Linked DNA regions of Mus musculus: region 2 is linked to region 1. The links are chromatin loops, found by intact Hi-C in ENCODE. Cell type or tissue: left cerebral cortex. All regions are shown on one strand.

Region 1 (5,000 bases):
TCACTCTGTAGATCAGGCTGGCCTTTAACTCAGAAATCCCCCTGCCTCTGCCATCCATGTGTTGGGATTAAAGGCTTGTGACACTACTGCCCGGCCAAAATGATATATTTTTATGGATTAAAAACAAAGCCAATATAAAGTTAAACTCCTGATAGACAAATAATGGATAAAATATGATGTTCATTTAGAATACAGGAAATAAATAAAATAAAAAAAAACTATGTATTTGGGTTCTAATACTAAACTGTATTAGATTAAATTTGTCTTGGGGTTTTAAGAATTGAAAATTTTAAGAGAAAACACGATAGCGCCCTTGGAGAGAAACTGTCCATTTCTGACTAGAGCACTTACATACCACAAGAGACTTGACTATCCCTCTCTAACACACATTTGTTCTATGTTGCTTCAAGTCAATGCAGGGAGAGAATGCAAGTCCTAAATGAATGGTCAGATATGAATTTCCAGATTATTGTCTGATTTGCATATTGTTTTGTTTTGGAATCTCTAAATTTAAAAAATGATAGACGACAAAATGACAAGTCAACTTAATTCAAGGTAATCCATTTTAACAGTAACAGAACTGGTTAGAGATTCCATCCTGCATGCTTAAATATTTCTCTCTCTGAATGTATATTTGTTTGTGTGTTTATGTATGTATATGTGTGTGCACATAAATATGGATGGGTGAGTGTGCAAATGTGTGTGGAGGCTACAGTCTGAAATCAGGTGTCTTCCTCAATTACTCTCCAACTCATTATAATTGTTATTTATTTTCTTGAGATGGAAATCCCTCACTAAACCTGTTGTTCACTGATTGGTATCAGTTGGCTGGCCAGTAAACCCCTGGATTCTCCTGTTTCTGTCTTCAGGAGATTACAAGCTGGGATTACAAGCATGCCCTTCCACACTCAATTTATATATGGGACCTGAGGATTGGAACTCAAGTCTTCATCCTTACACAAGAAGCATTTCACAGACAGGCCTCTCTCGAGCCCTAAGGAGAAGCACTTTTGCTACATGAAGAATATAAATATCGATAAATGTAATAAATGATCATGTGTAAATTAATAATATAAATATACAATGGAAAGTAAGTCAAAAATTCAAAATTAATCTTTTTAAGTAGATAAATAAATAAAACAAACATTTCACTGTTAAATGTATTTGAAAACATGATTTGCCAGGCAGTGGTGGCACATGCCTTTAATCCCAGCACTTGGGAGGCAGAGGCAGGCGGATTTCTGAGTTCGAGGCCAGCCTGGTCTACAGAGTGAGTTCCAGGACAGCCAGAGCTACACAGAGAAACCTTGACTCAAAACAAAAACAAAAACAACAACAACAACAAAAAAAACAAAAACAAAAAACCAAAAAAAAACCAACAAGATTTATCCTACTTACAATTTAATATCCCAGAAACTATATAATTAACTATGGAAATTGACTACATATATGTAAACCATATATAAGCGTCTAGATTTTTAAAAATCTTCTTGCAGTCATTTTATGCAATCATAATGAATTAATTATAATTAATGATAACATAAAATATGAGTCACACAAATTTACTTAAAGGTTTAGCTTTCCTGGACATCTAAAAATTATACAGTAATTATTAAAATGATAAGAGAACATGATAAAATTAAGTCACACCATAAATATTAAATGTGGTGGGCTGGTTTAGTTCTTCTACATGTCTAACAATATCCTTAAATTAACCTGATTAGAAAAATTAGGTTCATTTTAATAAAAATTAGGGAAAGGTCATGGTAAGTGAACATTTTGTTTTTAACCCCCAAATTTTCAAAAACTTTAACAGACATGAATGCTTTGAAAATTGAATATCCTTTTCCTAATCTTTCCTAACAGGAACATATCCTTTAAAAACCACCTTTAAGTATAAGGATTCCTTTAAGGAATTCTGTTTATTTTCTAATTCTTTTCTCAGAATCTAGTCTTCTCATGATGCAACAACAACAACAACAAAATCCCTAACTTTAATTCCATTGACGACTTTAAATCACTAAGTTCTACTTTTTATAAAGCAAGGCAGGTCAAAAGCACCAGGAAAACATTTTGAGTGGCAGGGATGTTGAAAAATGTTTAAGAACAGTGATGGAAAGAGGGCAATATTACTCCTTGCATTCTTTGGTGCTATAAGCTCTCGTCTGTCCTAAAATGTTCAATAAGCATTCAAGGCTGCTTTGGAAAAAGACATTTCGATGGTGCACTCAGGCACTGCATGTCTGATGAGGCACGGCAAGGAAAAACACCCGACCTGAATAGCAGCCAAGACACTGCAGGAAATTCCTCAATGATCTCAATACAGAGAGCTCAAATTCTGGCCATTTTCTTGGGCAAAAGACAGAACCAGAGGTTCTAGGAAGTGGTGTTAACAGAGTTACTAAACTCAGGGAAAGACTAGCAACAGAAAGAAAGCATTGTATACTGCCTTCCAACACTGATCAAACAGTGAATCATAGTTCCCTTCCCCTCACATCTCCATCAGCATTTGTCAGCTGTTCTATTGATCAGAGCTCTTCTTACAGAAGAAAGATGCAATCTCAAAGAAGTTTTAAGTTGCTTTCCCCTAATCACTAAGGATGTTCAACATATTCTGAGATGTGTTGTAGCCATTTTTATTTCTTTCTTCTGTGAACTGTCTATTCAAATCCAGAGCCCACTTCCTACCTGATCATCTGATTCTTTGCATATGTTTTATTACTATTATTATTACTTTTTATATTATGAGTATTAATCCTCTATATGATGTGCTGCTGGCAAAGTTCTTGCCTACTCTGTGGACTTCATCTTCACTTGTCTCTTTTGTTGCACCAAAACTCCTCAGTGTTTTGTGGTGCCATTTGGGAGTTGTTGCCTTAATTCGGAGTGAATGGAGTTCTATTCCCAAAGTATTTTCCTACATATCTATATTTTCTAGGGTACAACTTATGCTATCTTCTAGTAATATCAGCATTTTGTTTTTACATAAGTTCTTACATCCGTTGTTTTGCTTTGTTTTATTTTTGTAACAAGATGACAGATACAGGTCTAACTGCATTCTACACATAGAGAGCCAGTTTTCCCAGTACCATTTGTTCAGGTTCTTTTCTTTTTCATTTGTTCTTTTCTGTGTGTGCAACCTCAATGGAATCAGTGTGGAGAATTTTCAGAAAGATAAAGTAATCTATCATATGAGTTGCATATACTACTCCTTGACCTATATAAAAGAGCTTGCTATCTTGCTTCACAGATATCTGCTGTAGCTGGGCTCCCTGTTCTATTCACAGTATCTAGGAAATGGAAAAAGCCTAAATGTTCTTCAATTGATGACTGGACAATGAAAAGGAAGTACATACATACAATGAAATTCCACTTACCTACACAGAAAAATGAAATTATGAAAATTGCAGATAAAAAAAGGACCTAGAAAAAGTTGTGCAGAAATAATACAGAACCTGAAAGACAAATGCCATTGCCTTATTGGATACAAATCTTTAGATAAACATATATAACCTGGAACCACCTCAGAGTCCAGGGACATTTAATGGACCTTTTGGGGGGATAGTGGAACTTTCGATTAGAAGATAGAAGGACACAAGGACTGTGATGGGGAACACGGCAAAAACTGGAGCAGCAGACTTTAGCCGAGGAGAGGGAAGAAAGGCAACACACAGAGAAAGGAAGGAACAGAGGTAAATAATACTAAGGATGCTTGAAAAGGCCCTAGGGATATATTACTCTATGTTTACTTAAAATACATAATATAAACAAATATATATGAGTTTATGAGAATTTGCATGTCTACAAGTTAAAAGAATTAATGCTATTTGAAGTGATATTTAAAAAGTGTCTCCCAAGGAAAGGCCATCCAGAGATTGCCTGACATGGAGATCCATCCCATATACAGTTACCAAACCCACACACTATTATGGATGCCAAGAAGTGCTTGCTGACAGGAGCCTGACATAGCTGTCTCCTGAGAGACTCTGACAGAACCTGACAAATACAGAGACAGATGATCACAGCCAACCATTGGACTGAGCACAGGGTCCCCAATGGGGTCCCCAATGAAGGAGTTAGAGAAAGGACTGAAGGAGCTGAAGGGGTTTGCAACCCCATAGGAAGAACAACAATATCGACCAAGACTACCCAGAGCTCACAGGGGCTAACTCACCAACCAAAGAGTACACATGGAGGGACTCATGGCTCCAGCCGCATATGTAGCAGAGGAATGCCTTGTGGGACATCAATGGGAGAAGAGGCTCTTGGTCTTATACAGGTTCTATTCCCCAGTGTAGAGGAATGCCAGGACAGGGAAGTGGGAATGGGTGGGTGGGTGGAAGGAACACAGTCTTAGAAGGAGGGGGAGGGTGGATGGAATAGGGGTTTTTTGGAGGGGAAACCAGGAAAGGGGATAACATTTGAAATGTAAATAAAGAAAATATCTAATAAATTTTAAAAAAAGTGTCTCTAAATTCTAGTAATACAACTACACACTCACACACAAATATGTATATGCATATATATATATATATAGTGTATGTATATACATGTCTCTATGTATTGAATTTTAGATAGTTTGAAAAACCTTAAAACATGTTTCTACTTACTGCTATTTATATATTTTTAATTAATAAAGCACATTTAGGATAATTTTAGATTCATATACAAAATATGAATAAGTAAAAATCATGACTCACAACTACTTCTTCACACACATACACACACAGACACACACAGACACACACACACACACACACACACACACACACAGACACACACACACAGACACACACAGACACACAGACACACACACACAGACACACACACTACCACCACCACCACCATCACTACCACAAAAATAACAACAGCAACAACAAAATGACAGTAATCACATGCCAAACAAGAAAATGAACAGAACTCAACAAAACTATTCAATGATGCCTCTCAACATCAGTGGTCCCATGCTCCCAAAAGACGCTGACTAACAGAATGGATAC
Region 2 (5,000 bases), 91 kb before region 1:
CCATGAATAGATTCTCATCTGAGCATAGCTTGTCAACATATTCTCTTCTGCTTTTGGAGATGATGTGCACCAATGTTATAATGTGCATGTCACAGGGGCTGGTGATTTAGATGGGATTTCTTTAGTTCATTGGCATTCACAGAGGAGTAGCATTCACAAACACTGACTGCACAATGGATCATGTCTGCTAAGAGAAGAAACTGTTCTATTCCTGCCATTTATTGGCACAAAGGAATATCCTTCTAAGGCATCATGGATGTACATACAATGATACAAGTGGCAGCTATTAGCAAAGATAGAATTTACTTCCTTACCCTTCATTTGCTCATATGCCCTTTCTATTACTCTCCCAAACATGTTAAGGGTTGTTCTAATAATAAGTGACCTTTAGAAATTGTCTCATTTCAGAGTTTTCACCCATAGTTGTTCAAACATATATTTTCTACTTCTATCCCAAGTCTCGTACAACTCACTCTCTTCTCGATCAAGTTATATAACATGATGAGGTGTTGGGATGACATCTCTAATGTGACCCAGTACCGAAGTTAACTGAAAATGGGCAAAAACAGAAGTTTTCCCAAGATATAACACTGTATTCCGTTACAGCTGCCTTCCTCTTGTCATCTACATCTGTGAGAGTGGCTAACCCCAGTGACAGACAAGAAGGAAATGTGAGATTTAACTGATCTGTTCTTGAATAACTGGTCTTACATAACAAAATTGCAGCAAGCTGTCAGTTCTTAGGTCCCCAGACTCTAGACCTACACTCTCTCAAGCTGCCTTTCCAGCTGACCTCTGACCTCCATCAGAGAATGAATTGATAGCCTGCTGTCTGACTTGGTGTTTTCCAAAAGACCCCACAAATTCTTGCCTCAAATCCATGTCTGTTCATAACTTGTCTCTGTGGAACCTGCATGTCTAGTAGGAAGTACAGTGGGCATTTCCACAAACTGACAAAGGGCTAAGGTATTGTTGTTCCTGCCCCCAGGCTTAGGACACTATATAGGAGCATTGCCATGAATTTGAGGCTAGCCTGGGTTACATAGAAAGTGCCTGCTGGGTTAGTGAGAGCTAGGGTAGGAAAGGGGAAACAAAGTGAAAAGTGACCTTGGTAGCAAGTCTTTAGCATAGAAATCATTCTAGCCAACTGAGCAGGGCACCAGGCTGTAGCCGCCTGCAGCCACATGAAACTGGGTTCCCCTGATCAGACAGCGAGAAAAGAACGTGGCCAAGACAAACCTTGCTGTTCAAAGACCCTGAGGTTTACTGAGAGTCCTTGCTTATAAAGAAGGTAGGCCCATCCCCCGCCAGCCCATTCTTGGTGCCTGGAGCCAGCCCGTAGGCGATCTACAGGGTGTGTCTCTGGAACATCTCAAGGACCTTTCAGCGGGAAGCAGAGTCTTGGAGAAGAGCAAATAGAGCCATCAAGGTCAGAAGGCTCTACCCTAAGTAATCTCCTTCTTAGTGGCAGCAAGATCAAAGTCTGGACCAGCCTGCTTCAAGGCTGAGGGAGGCTACCCCAGGCTTCTGCAGCACAGCTTCCTGGGAGGCTGGGGCAGATAAATGCTGGGTTGGAATCTGGGCTTCAAACGTAGAAGGCCACTATCTTTTAAAAACCAATCAATCAATTAAACAAACAAACAAAAACTACTGGCAACATTTGTTTGTCATGTAAATGTGCCTGCGCCTCCAAGTCTAAAGCCCATGAAGTCTCTCATCCCTGAGCACCATCTCCTCATACTCAATATTCCCTTCCCTAAAACAGCACTGACCCTACCTCCGTCTATGTACCACGAGGAAGTGGTCTTCAACTTCATCCCACCCTGTGAACAAACAATTATTTGATTTTAAAAACAGCCTAATTATCTCTCAAAAGTTATATATATATATATTTGATTTTCCCATAAACCTGATAATATAAGTGTCCCTTGTTCGGCTAGTCCACTTCTTTACTGAGATATCTTCTTTCTCAGATCACATACAGTGCATTTGTGAGAATAAACCTTGCGAGAACACAAGGTTTTATCTACAAGATGTTTGCAAGGAAAAAAAGAAAAGAGGAGAGGAGAGGAGAGGAGAGGAGAGGAGAGGAGAGGAGAGGAGAGGAGAGGAGAGGAGAGGAGAGGAGAGGAGAGGAGAAGAGAAGAAAAGAAAAGAAAAAGCAAAGAGGAGTTAAAAAAAAAAAAGACAAGACAAAACAAGATCAGTAGTTTGGATTTTTGAGCACATTTTGCCCCCTGGCTGAACACAGTCATCTAAACAAGCTTGAGGGTGAAGCTCAAGCCCAAAGCACCATCATCTCCCTGAATATCATTTGTCTGTAGAGGCCATGTTTTATACACGTCAGGTTCGAAACATAAATGGAATTTTCATTTGAGTCTGACTTTGTAGCAGTAAAGACAAAGGGGAAGAGACACTGCACTCACAGGAAACGACTACAAGTTGAGAAACAAGGGCGTACTCTATCTCTGGCCGGCAGCAGGAAAGACATTAAATGTGTCCTATAATCCTTTCCTCACCACGGAACCGAAGCACTGCAAAGCCGGTCTCAATCCAGCAGATGGCGAGAGACTAATTCTAGTCTACAGCCCTCTGGAAACTGCAGAGCTCTCATTCTGAAGACACTGGGCTATCAAACAAAATTGACACAGAACATTTGTGCTCTTTATTTTATAATTTTATTTTGTTTTATTGGACTAGGACTACCTATTGCCTTCCCTCCGCTCGCCTCTTACTGTGCGATGAAAGAGAACCTGAATGGGATGCATTAAAGCAGACAGCCTGCTTTTGTTAATTCATGTGTTTGAATACTGAAACCCAGCTGGTGGTACTCTACTGGGAGGTTTCAGAGTCTCTGAGAGGTGGGGCTAGCTGGAGGAGTGGCTTGAGGTTTATAGTGGTCCCTGTCTTCCTGTCCTGCCCAGCTTCGTTTCCTGTAGAGATGTAACACCCCACCATGTTTCCGCAGCCACAGCCCTGTGCGGCTCACAGTCTCAAATACTTCCCCACCACGGTGGACCATACCTTCAAACTGTAAGTCAGACCGAGTCCATCCTCACTTTAGATGCTTCCTGTCCTGTTCCTGATTTAAACAATGAGAAAAGCAACTGATACACATTCAAAGAAGAGCAAATGGAGAATCACATGTGCATATTCTGTTCTGCGTACCTACTGTATCTATTTGCTTTGTAAATTAATATTTTATTAACTATTTGTGAATTTCATGATGCATTTTTATTATGTATTCTTCCTCCTCGGTTTATTTATTCATAATTTTTATTTTTCACGTGTATGAGCATTTTGCTTTTATCTATGTTTATGCACCACATACCCTCCTGATGCCCACAAAGGACAGAAGAAAACATTGGAGCTCATGAAATAGAGTCACGGATTGTTGTGAGTCACTATGTGTGTACTGGGAACCAAGTCTGGGTTTTCTGCAAGAGCAGCCAGTGCTCTTAACCACTGAGCCATCTTTCCACCCCAAGCCATTTTCTTTTTGATGCATCATTAACATGGGCAGGCCTATTGTTCTCCATATGAATTATTTAAGCTAAGGTAAGATTGGATTGAAGTATAGACTATAGCAAGAGAAGGAGGGCTCTCCTGGCATCAAAAGCTCCTGTGTGTTCACTGAGAGCTGCTAATATTTGCCTCAATATTCCCTAATACATTTTCTAGGTGATCTGAATCCATTGTTTCTTGTTCAGTATTCAAAGACATTTTTCCTCAATTAGCTAATTAAAAAAATATTCAAGAGGGCACAGATATGTTTATGATGGTGTTAAATGCAGAAACAAAAGGCCTCTCAGAAAGGAAAATGGGAGGTATTTATTAAATGAATTCACAAGATTCTTCAGGGCTTCACTTTATTCTAAGAACAAAGTGTCATTACATTCTGAGTTTACAACACCGTATAAACCATCTTGGTAAACACTGAGGATGGGGTCTATATGGTAGATATCTTCAGCTTCATTAACACATCAGAGTGTTTCCCAGTCCAGAATGTCAGTGTGTGCTCCTGGTTACTGGAACCTGTTCCTTTTTGCTGTGCTACAATTATAAGCTCCATCATAACTCCTTAGTCATGTATTTATTTTCCTGGATAGATTGCAAACTCTATGAAAACATATTCTTCCATCATCATATCTCCAGTATCTAGCATAGCCTGAGTTGAAGATCGTGCCCTAAAATACCAGTGAAGCAGGAATATGACCCATTTTATAAAGTGGTCTTCAATCAACAAAAGCTCACAATAGCAGTTATGTAGAGGCCTCATTAACAGAGGCGTGGTCTCAGAATATGGTGGCTTCTCAACTCCCATATTTTCCAAGAACTGAACATCTATTTCCCACATGTTCTAGATCTCCTGGTTTTTCATACTATGAGTGATGTCTTAGATACAAAGGAGAGCAAGAAGCACCCCAAGTCTTACTTCTTAAGAATAGAAGTGACTTAAATACAGTTAAGTTTCTCACACTAGCATTGTAATAGCTTCTTGCCCAAACAACCAGGAAGGGCAGTTGAAGTTAAGTGATTTGTTCCCTGTGGTTGATGGTTGTCAATAAGTACTGTGCCTAGCATCTCTAGGTATTTTATGACTGTTCCACATAGCCACACCACTTACTTTTTACTTCAATACTTCAATTCCTTTTTATTTTTGCACATGTATGTGTATATATACATACATATGTGTTTTTGTGTGTGTGCGCGCATATCTGTGTAGAGGCCTGAAGTTGATATCAAGAATCTTTGCTTATCATTTTCCTCTTTCATTCGTTGAGATAGAGTCTCTTGCTGAACCCAAGCTCATACATTCCTGCTGTAGTAGCTTGACACTTACTCCAGGATTCCTGTGGCTACTTCCCACGTGCTGGCAGCCGTCCCATCCACAGAGCGCTCACATGAGTACTGGGGATTTGAACTCTGTTGTTCACATTTGCAGGCGCTTTACCCACTGAGCCAGCTCCCAAGCTTTCCTGCCCCCCATTTCTTGGCAC

Evidence for each region. A loop is a pair of places that touch in the nucleus more often than their neighbours do. Peaks named below come from ENCODE experiments on the same cell type or tissue, not always from the same donor. Only the 100,000 strongest peaks of a DNase experiment are listed, where the experiment ranks them.
Region 2: it touches region 1 in a loop (3.0-fold over the local background); 2 of 42 quality-filtered maps call a loop at or near these places.

The regions. Positions count from the first base shown.
Region 1 is chr6:12,032,039-12,037,038 of GRCm38, reverse strand. The region is part of intron 16 of Phf14 (PHD finger protein 14); the gene reads right to left. Among named protein-coding and RNA genes, the nearest start is that of Phf14, 110 kb to the right of the region's middle. In left cerebral cortex, no CTCF peak of the experiment used is centred here; a DNase peak (open chromatin) is centred at 2,297.
Region 2 is chr6:12,123,118-12,128,117 of GRCm38, reverse strand. No RefSeq gene overlaps it. Among named protein-coding and RNA genes, the nearest start is that of Gm35961, 42 kb to the left of the region's middle. In left cerebral cortex, a CTCF peak has its summit at 2,556 (motif pointing right); DNase peaks (open chromatin) are centred at 2,541 and 4,879.